Regions from separate parts of the Homo sapiens genome. Here region 1 is linked to region 2. The links are chromatin loops, found by intact Hi-C in ENCODE. Cell type or tissue: mammary epithelial cell. All regions are shown on one strand. Each heading gives the region's core, and the rest is flanking DNA. Links, peaks and the distances in the headings are about the cores only. Region 1 overlaps LOC107986623 (a long non-coding RNA gene). Region 2 overlaps LOC107986623 (a long non-coding RNA gene).

The links. Peaks named below come from ENCODE experiments on the same cell type or tissue, not always from the same donor. Only the 100,000 strongest peaks of a DNase experiment are listed, where the experiment ranks them.
Region 1: it touches region 2 in a loop (1.9-fold over the local background); 1 of 110 quality-filtered maps calls a loop at or near these places.

The regions. Positions count from the first base shown.
Region 1 is chr6:90,712,040-90,717,425 of GRCh38, reverse strand. All of the region lies in intron 2 of LOC107986623 (a long non-coding RNA gene), which reads right to left. Among named protein-coding and RNA genes, the nearest start is that of MAP3K7, 130 kb to the right of the region's middle. In mammary epithelial cell, for the core only: no CTCF peak of the experiment used is centred there; a DNase peak (open chromatin) is centred at 2,895.
Region 2 is chr6:90,843,678-90,849,063 of GRCh38, reverse strand. The region is part of intron 2 of LOC107986623 (a long non-coding RNA gene); the gene reads right to left. Among named protein-coding and RNA genes, the nearest start is that of MAP3K7, 260 kb to the right of the region's middle. In mammary epithelial cell, for the core only: a CTCF peak has its summit at 2,070 (motif pointing left); DNase peaks (open chromatin) are centred at 2,053 and 3,333; H3K4me3 peaks cover 158 bases; H3K27ac peaks cover 2,022 bases.

The DNA of each region.
Region 1 (5,386 bases), core at 334-5,333, 130 kb after region 2:
ATAACTTTGTCCACTTCTTGAGCCACATACCTCTGGATTTACATGAATCCTTCCCCTTGTATAACAAGTATATGATTGAGCCTTTACAGATTTTGCTCCAGTAATTTCAGTTTTCAAAAAGCACTCAAAATAGCTCACTGTACCAACAAGCACTCTTCAGTCCCTTAACTTACTCCAAGACTGGTGGAATCCATCACTGCTGTAGGGGGAAAACGCTTTTGAAATGGAATTGAATATTGGGTGCTGCCTAGCATATCAATGAATCCAATACTGGTTTTTTTCCCCCTTTCCCTTTTTTGTTACTCACCGACTTTTTTTGAGAGGCAAAAACAGGCTAGAAATAAAATTTCCAGGTGCTCTTGCTTCAGCCATTTGCTTCTTGCGTACACCTTAAAGCCCTGGCTGCCTCTGAGCCTCAGTTTCTCCAAGCATAAAATAGAAGGATTTTCCACTCAGCTCTGTTAGAGTAGGATTTATAGTCTCTAGTGAAACCTGCTGTGGAAAGATGCTATAAAAATGTAGAGTGTTCTTTTGATTATGGATCACATCTGCACCAACCAGAAACATTTTTAAAAACAGAAGAAGGACTTAGTGTTCTCCATTCTTCACATTTTTTTTTCTCTAATGAGGTATGGAACTATGTAGACCATAATGACTATAGCTTAAAGTGTAGTTTCAGTTACTATGTAATCTCATAAATCTCTCTTAGCCATAAGTAACAGCTAACCTCTATTTCCTCTGATATTTTATTTACCCTGTAAATCAGTTCTATTCTTTCACTTCACACAAAGGAAGTTGGGAGCCCCAGCTCTCCCAGGAATGTAGAGGTAGGACAAGCCACTTGTGTGTGCCCCTGATCCAGGAGCCTTCCTGCAGGTGGGCCACCCCCTAGATGGAGGGTGTGGAGCCCCATCAATCACTAAGGACAGTTATGCCAGCAGGGTCCTGGGAGGTGAAGAAAATACTGGGCTAAAAATCGCAGCTGCCTGAACTTCTGCAGCTCAACCATCCAGAACAAAGAATGGAATCACAGAAGGGGAAACATTTGCCAAAAACACTTGTTTGGCATCAAAGCGTGTGTCTTCCTCTATTTGTCTTTGCTTTTAATTAACTTCAATCACACAGTACGTGTGTAGACACAATGTGAGCAAACACACAGTGCAGCTTTGCTTCCTCACTGAAGATTTGTCCCAGGTGGGGTGAGGTGCGGTGGCTTCTTTCTTTTCGGAAGCAAGATGCCCAGCAGGTAGGACCAGTGACCTGTTTGATAGGAGTGGTGAGGTTTGATGCCCCCTCTTTTGTCTTCCTCCACCCTTGCCCTGCTCCAAGCGTATGGTATAGAAAGATAGGACATCAGTAGAATTCTAAGAAAAAAGACTTTATGTTAACCTATTTGTCAGGAACACACAGACAACTTTGATTTCAGTCTTTTAATGGAAGGCAAAATTTCCCCTAATCAGTTTAAAAGAGTATCTTTTGGGCATCGGTATAATGAAATACAGTACCCTTTAATTTCTTAGAGGTCATTTGGTGTCCAATTTTACAGACTTCAAAGAAAGGTTTAATCACACATTGAAGAGAAAGGCTTATAATAAAATTATGTACACTCCTCCTTGCTGCAGCTACGGGGAGGTGACGAAAGAAACAAAAGCAGGAAAACAAATTACAGAAAAAAAGGAAAGGTGAGGATGAATAGTGCTGGAGGCAAAAGGTGAATATGAGGTCAAAGACAAGATAGAATAAGTCTCAAAATCTACGTTACTGGAGATTGGTTTTGAGTTAGAATCAGGATGAACTTTGTAGTTAGATACAAGAGCTCCAAATTAAATACCAATAAAAAAAGGAGAAAAGCGGTCTTTTCTTAGATCACATTTTTTTAAGATGCTCTAAATTTTAAGTCAGCTTTGCCTGTAGTATCTAGGTCTACTAGATACCGTGTGTGTGCGCGCGCGCGTGCGCACACATCATAATGGCTTAGAAGAGATAAAACTCTGATTTTCCCCGTAAGTTCAAATCATTGACTCATGCTATTGCTACATGGATAATTTCCAAACCGAGCATTTTCTAAAGACGAAAACAAACCTATGTCTGCACCGCCTAAAAAGCATCCCAGATCACTTTCAGCTTAGTTGTCTCTTACCAAGATAAGAAAATTCTGCTCTGCTTGTCTATCCCACACTGAATCTCGATGATTCACCAGCTCACTCACAGCTGCCAGCTTCTCTATGTTTATAACTCTATATTAAATAATAAGCTAAAGCATACTAAGCATGCTTTCAAAACTACTAGAATTTATCTTTACAACTGCCTAGAAATTGAAGAAAACTCATAGTTTTGCATTATTAAACTGAGATTTGAACCATGGTGCTAGATCTCTCTGTTAAAAATCACAGTTCCGTGTTCATCTTATGATACCAACTTCCTTTGTCTACAGGCCAATTTAAAGAGGATTTTATACTCTTCCCACTTTTCCTGTGTTTAAATGAAGTGCTTCTTTGCATAGTTTTTAAGCTTTGGAAACAACCTGTTTCTTTAGGGCAACAGGGTAAAACTATAATAAGGTACGTCTCAACTGACAGCATTCATTCATTCATTCATTCATTCAATACACTGGCTGAATGAGTGTGTAGGTGTTTGACGCTGATGGGAGATACAAAAATAGGTATTGCGCTGTAGCTATGTCGGATGTCACCACTGAAGGGAGCTGAGGGAAGGATACATGGGACTCTGTACTATTTTTTGCAACTTCCTATGACAAGTCTATACTTATTTCAAAGTTAAAAGTTTAAAAAAAAATACAGTGACCAACTCTCCAGGATTCTATCAGTTTTAGCATTGAAATTACCACATCCTGGAAAACCCCTTTTTAGTACCTGGCAAACTAGGACAGTTGGTTATCCTATAAAATGAATTAGATACTGTCTTTGTTTTTGATGATCTCATATCTGAAGATTCCATAATAAAATTCATGGGGAAAAAACACTACTCAGGCAAAACAATGCATGGCACATGTGTGACCATGCCCACATGTCTCATCTGTGGTAGATATTACTAAAAAATCACAGCTTTTTTTTTCTGAGCTCAGACATAGCCTCATAATCCTTCTCAACCCCATGCTATTCCAGATAGCAACTATCAATGAACTGGAGTTGGATATAGAATTTGCTATCCCTGCATTCTCCTATCATACCAAATAATTTTTCAGGCATTTTTACTTTAATATACAAGCTTAAAAAGAATGTTTCAATTTCCAGGTTATGCTCCAAGCTGACTGGTAAAATAATTATTGAGAGTTGCTATATATGGTTTTGCATTTCTTCTGCAAGATCCTCTCAATGTTGTGCAGAGTATCCCAAGATTTATTTGATCACATTTAAAATCACAATCCTTCTTGTAGATGGCTTTAAATTACAAGCTGTTTCTGTAAGATATACACATACAGCAGTAAATTATTTTTTTCAATGAAAATGGTGCTAGAATTTCACACTACATGACTTGTAAAACAAATTTGCAAAATATGTGCACCGTCCCTTCAGACTCTGTATATTTTTTAGAAAAAAACTACATATAGGCTCACGCACACATTCTTTTTGTACTTTCTCTTTCTTCTACCTATCTTTCAGGCAAATGAATGGGCAAATAACATCTACTCCAATTCTGTTAAGTACACTTGTACTTACTAAGAAGAGAGAAGGCTCTCATTCTGATATACATATACTGTTCCAGACTCAAATACGGCTCTGTAACATCTTTGAACACTTAATGCAGGAGAGCATTAAAAGGTTTTAGAGTCATACTGGGCTGTGCTAAAAGACTGGCCCTGCAAATTTCTAGCTATATGACCTTAATCTCTCTGAGACCCAGTTTCTTCACCTATAAAATCATTTAAGTGGTCTCATTGGGTTACTGTGGAATTCAATAAGAAAAAGTGCTTAAAATACAATGTATGGTAAATAATAGCATTCATTTATTTTGTTATATTATTATTACTTTAGTTACCATCTTTGGTTTTCAATAATAATTAAAATCATAACTTACATTAGTAGGTCATTAGAAATTATTTTGGGATTTTAATATCCTTTTTTGATTATAATTATTTCTGTTATACTTCTAGGACTAGTGCTTATATGCCACACAAATATCAATTATTTCAGTAAATATTTGTAAATGTCTGATCAACATTCAAACTGTATATATACCACTGAAGCACTGCTATTTAGCAATTGTGTCACTATTGAGAGAGTGTACACCCATTGCCATAATGGGACCAATTGTGAAATAAATTTAATTTTAATTAAAAGATAATTGATTTTCCTATTCTAAACTATCAAAGTTTGAACTGTCTAATATCTCAGAACCACTTAAGTGGTCAACATTTAGGTGACAACACTCACCTTCAACTTTTAAATTTTTACATTAAACTAGCAGAAACAAGATTTTTAAAGAAATGAAATAGTAAAGAATTGGAATTTTTCCCTCTTAATTTTTTAAACATGCCCAAGACCCAGAAGATTTTCCATAAATGCTACTGCCAACTGGCTGAAAGGCAAATATCACTGTATGGAAACTGTACCCGTTAAATTCATATATTTGGTAAATGATGTAATTTCTAGGTTATTTAATTCATTAAATCACAAAATGTTCAACAGTGTGATGGGAGTGCATATTTGAAGCTGGTTGCCTTTGATCTCATAAAGTATTGGAGTTTTATAACTATACACATATATTTTTAACAGAGTTTATCTCCCCAGTAGTCTATTTGGTTTAATTGAGAATATTGAGTTGGGAAGAGGTTCTAAAATTATGATTCAATCACAAACCTCAATTATTAATTTGACAATGATCTTAAACAGCACATATACAAATGCTACAAAGACAATTTACAGATGAACAGACAGGCTAAGTCAATCTGATCGTGTAGGCATGAAATTTTCCCTCTAACTTGCACTCCGTTGAAAAAATCAAAGCAAGTCCTGGAATTACTGTTGCATTGGTTTCCGTCAACCCAGTTTCACAGTGTCCAGTCATTCTGTGTGTTCTATATTCAGTGCAGCTGTTGTTGTGGCTCTTGAGATGTTAGACTCACTAATAAGTTATTTTCCAGTCTTTTGGCAAGAATGAGGCTATAAGACAAATGGCTTGTCTCGATGTGTTCCAGCTGGAAGTAAATACGTTTTTCCATTGAAAAACAGGTCATTGCCTGAAGGTTTCCAAATTTTGCCTAACTGAGCACTGGATTAGGAGTTAGTAAGGAACCCAATGGTTTTACGCGATTAAGGAAATAGAGGGGCGTAGTGATCCAAGCCCCAGGAAGAAGCGAAGAACTCTTCATTTCAGTCCCAGGTTTCCTTGCTAACACATTTTACAACCTTGAAAACACCACTTA
Region 2 (5,386 bases), core at 87-5,086:
TCAAGGGTAGCAGTTTTTAGAAATAACCATCTTAATGCAAATGAAATTCAGGAAATCTCTGCCATTTAGACATGTTCTGTAAGCATCACCCTCTACCAGCCCTACACCCAACTCATGAGCTTTGTGATTTTGCACCATAGTCAGTTTCTCATAAAAATCTAGAACCCCAAGATTAATACAAAATTGACATCAGCATCAGAATTCTTTCAATGTTCTGGGTCTCTTCCACTATGTTTCTTAAATTTCTTCATTAATGTTAACTTTGTTTCTAAATTAATTTTATTTATTTATGTATTTATTTATTTAGACAAAGCATTTCACTGTTAGCCAGGCTGGAGTGCAGTGATGCAACCATAGCTCACTGCAGCCTCAACGTCCTGGGCTCAAGTGATCCTCCCAACACAGCCTCCAGAGCAGCTGAGACTACAGGCACATGCCAACATGTTGGCTAATTTTTTTTTTTTTTTTTGAGATGGAGTCTTGCTCTGTCACCAGACTGGAGTGCAGTGGCGCAATCTCGGCTCACTGCAACCTCCACCTCCCCGGTTCAAGCGATTCTCCTGCCTCAGCCTCCCGAGTAGCTGGGACTACAGGCACATGCCACTACGCCCAGTTAATTTTTGTATTTTTAGTGGAGACAGGGTTTCAGCGTGTTGGCCAGGATGGTCTCGATCTCTTGACCTCGTGATCCACCCGCTTTGGCCTCCCAAAGTGCTGGGATTACAGGCGTGAGCCACCACATCTTGCTGTGTTGCCCAGGCTACTCTTGAACCCCTTGGCCTCCCAGTGTTCTGCAGTTACAGGTGTAAGCCACCATGCCTGGCCCTAAATTAATTTTGAAAGCCGCACTTGCCACAAACTGTAACTTCAGATTCAAACAATATAAAGACCTCAGAGATTCCCAACTTTTCTGGATTTGTTTTGTTTTCAACACATATAGCACTGGAAATTAAATTGACTTTTTTTATTTAAAATCCCAGCACAACTTAAACTGAAGAAAAGAAACTAGTAGTATTCAGGTAACCCAGAAGTCACATTTGCAATGAAAGAAAAAGGAAATTAGTTTGCCCTGCCACATCTAGTTTAATAGTATTTTCCCATACATAAATTAGAGATCAAGAAAAGCAAAGACTGTATGTGGTAGAGATGGATATGCTTCAAGATCTGTGATCTCAGAAACTCTGCTCCAAAAAATTAAGAAGATCTAAAAGAAGCACAAGATATGGGTCTAAAACTATTTATAATATAGATAAAGATGTTAATACAGCTATATAGACATAGCTACATAGACAGCATTCTACCAATGACCTATATTCTGGATTTAAGGTTGTAATTCAGGAACACTTCAAAATGATCTCTAAAAATAAATGGTAACTTTCATGAGTGCTCGTATAATAGCAGTGAAGAGAGTAAAATGTACTATCATTGCTAAGCTAAGGAAGGATTGCCCCAGCAAAGAAGAATGGCTCCTCTGTGCCTCATGAGGGGCTCCTGTGTGATTATTATGTATGATTATATACATAGAGGTGAAGGGTAATGGATAATGCTCTCTCCCAAAACTTGTCATCAGAGCTGCTGTATTAGAAAATTCTGGGTAATTGATCCAAGGGCAGAGATATTTAATCTGGGGCAGCAATGAAGTCAGCCTAAGAGATAAATTAAGGTGTCCTTAGTCTAGTTAAACTCTGTTCAAAATTGCAATTACACTGATGAGAGGATATAGCTTCATTCATTTTCTCAAAGAGCAAATGTGGATATTACTTTTTCCCCATTTGGGAACAAAAGAGAAAGGGAGTCCATACACTCTCTGTAGAGAGATTTCCCACATTTATCTTCTCTTTCTCCATTGGCCATGTTGACAGCAATGATGCAGTAAGAAGCATACATCTCCAAGTTTACATGAAGGGCTAAGTCAAGCAAAGAAGATACTTTTAATTAAGAACCAAATGGTACCTTTAATTATTTCCAATGTTATAAATAGGATGAATAGAGGACCTGTGGCTTAAACAGGAAATCATGATTCAGACAGGTGGTTGCCACATAGCTGTTATGAATTCCTGGAGCCATCTAGAGGGGAAAAAAGGAGAAGAGGAGGAGAGGAAAAAACCAGGACTCACTTTCTGAGCATTAGCATATGATAAGCACTCTGTCTCATGCTTTACACATAGCATGTGCTATTATGGTATGGCTCTACAACATAATTCCAAGAAAAATAGAAAAGCCATTCAAATTTTTAAAAATCAATATAAATGGAAGACTGGTTACATTAAACTGCAAATAACAATTAAGTATAGATGAAAAGGATTTTTTTTAAACAATTTTCAAAGTGATTATTTAATGTACTGATATATAATTGATAGGTTTAGTATTTGGAAGAACTTACTATTTTAAATTGTTAATAGTAAAAATGTGCCATTCCAGTCTGGATTCTGGGAAAGGACAAGCTTTCTAGTTCCAGCCTCTTCAGAGGCCATGTGAATTAAGGCTCATCACTACCAGGTGTTTGCACTTCACTTTAATTGGCACAAAGGTATGTATGGGAGAAAAATTGCCTCTGCAAATATTGCCCACCTAAAGTTTAAAATTCAAAAGCAGTGCTTCTCAAATACTACTATTATAAGGGTCCCCTGAGTGTGCGTGTACATGTGTGTGCATTAAATTCTAATATAGCAGATCTGGTGTGGGACCTAGGATGAGAAAATTTGGCAAATGCCCCTACATCAGATGATTCTGATGTAGGTGGCTGGGATCTTGCTTTAAAAGTATTCACTTGTTATTTAATGGGTGCCATGATAAGATGACATTGGCCATAATTACTCTCATAGTCTGAAGACTGTGTTTCAGGTACAGGAAATTGAACTAGCTCAATCAATGTTGGCTAAATTTATTAATTAATTGACCCAGTGAAATCAAGATTGAAGCAAAAATCCCTGGAAAATATAATCAGGGTTATCAGCTAAGGTATAATGAGCCCAAGTCGTTGTAATCTCAAATTTGGCTGCAGATCCTCCTTATTCATCCACATTTTCACCCTTCTAACCTTTTCAAAAGACCAGCATCTATATAAACTGCTTTTATTAATTCCAACTAGGACAAATTGTTACTTAGCAACAAACTTGGAATCCCCATGCTCTGCAGGGCTGGGGAGGAGTCATCACTACATCAAGAAAGTCAGAAGCTGTCTGCTGCGGCAAGCCACGCCTGTGCCCACAATGCATCATGTCTTTCTCACTCCTTCACTTGGCTGGGACTAGCTGTTCTGTAACATCTTCCCTGTTCTTATTCTTCGCTTCCTGCCTTACTGGCAATTTGAGAATCTGTCTCAACCTGCTGATACCTGTGGGCCAGGTGAAAACTTGCATGCTCTACATTTGGCATGCCATAGCTCTGAAGTTTTCCCAAATCTGTTTCTACAGACAGGAATAGAAATTTCAAGAAATGCATCCTTCCTGGCAAGAATATGTCTGCTGCAATGCCAGAAGAGCCTCCTCCCACTCCCAGCTGACTCCTTTGGACAGCCATAGTCTTCTCTCTCTCTCTCTCTCTCTCTCTCTCTCTCTCTCTCTCTCTCTCTCTCTCTCCCTTTCCCTGATGTCTGCATGCTCATGATTCACTGAGTATGCCCTTCACATTAGCTCTGATGGAAGGTAGGCTTGTGCCCTGAGGAGATAATGGGCCAATCCACCTGAAGAAGTAAGCCCTCTGAATGCCTGAGGCAAATTGGTACCTGCCCAAGAAACATCTCAGCAGTAACATTTGGGCAGTCCCACCCAGTCGAATCAGACACAGTCCTCACATTCCTACTCACATTTTCTTTGCCATTCTCAAACTTCAGAGAAGTGTAATGCACTCCAGCTAAGCTTGTCTGGAAACTCTTTACTTTCATCTTCACGGAAAGAAAAGATTTTTGAAAAGAAAATTTAAATGAAACTTCAATCCTCATTAACCATCCCTCCACAGGGAGCCTACTGGCAATGAATCACAAGACTACCCTGCCAAATGGGAAATGTAAGCTGATGAACTGGATTTGAAATCTTAAAGCCAACCTGGGCTGAGCAGCTCTGGCTTTTGTGGACACTGAAGCCTGCAGCCCATGAGGAGATTCCTCTGTTACACTCAAAAGACAGCTTAGCCAGGCATGGTGGCTCACACCTGTAATCCCAGCACTTTGGGAGGCCGAGGCAGGCGGATCACCTGAGGTCAGGAGTTCAAGACCAGCCTAGCCAACACCATGAAACCCTGCCTCTACTAAAAAAATACAAAAATTAGCCGGGCATGGTGGCATGTGCCTGTAATCCCAGCTACTCAGGAGGATGAATCGCTTGAACCTGGGAGGTGGAGGTTGCAGTGAGCCGAGATCACGCCATTGCACTCCAGCCTGGGCAACAGAGCAAGACTCTGTCTCAAAAAAAAAAAAAGGACACTTTAGCAGGCATGAAGAAAACTTGTCTTTATCATTCTGTCTACTCTTGCTCCAAGACTTATTTGTATTTATCAAGCATTTTTATTTGATTTAAGTAAAGTACATTAATGAGAAAATAAAGTCTTTTCTCACTTCACTTTCTGCACCACCTGAATTTCTGTGCCCTTTGACCTTGCAGTAAATCGCAGTAACATTCAGGAAAGCCAAAGAGTTAAGAAAACTAAGTCTTGATTGGGACATAAAATTTAAAAAAAGAAAAGATTATGCACAGAGATGCAAGGAAGGACAATAATCATATGATATACTTGCACAATATTTACTAATTTTTTCAGAAATTTTACATCTATTGTCCTTCTCAGTGCAATTACATCACCCTTTCTGCTCTGAAATGTTTTTCAGATATTAAAATGCAATTGTAATTATTTCTATAGGAAATAGCAGGCTGAAAAGACCAAACTCCTATATGATTTCTGGTAGTGTTTTTCTCTTATTTAAACTGGATTTAATGAGCAGTCTTCTATGCTCAATAGGGAAACCATAGCAATACTCCTTTCTACAATTACTGATACTGAGTTTCTGCAACCAGTTTTCTCTCTCCTGTTTTCACCAACTCACCATACATACAGTCTTTTCTTTCTCAATCCAGCTTCCTTGCTGCACCCCAAGTTCGCTTTGTCTTCAAAGTTCACACCGACTTTCAGTAATATAGTCTTACTTTAGATACTTTCTCTTTAACAGTAAATGACACTGTTAGATTTTTACATTTATGGTAGACACACAAATTTGGAACTAAATTAATAATTAGAAGAATAAGTGTTACTATTTATTGAACACTTTGAGTGTGCAAGCTATGGACCAGACCCTTATATCTACCTGGTAAAGTAACTCCATGGCAAAATAGGTATTATACCCATTTGATAAACGATAAAACTGTAGAGAGGTTCAATAACTTGCCCACTTTCA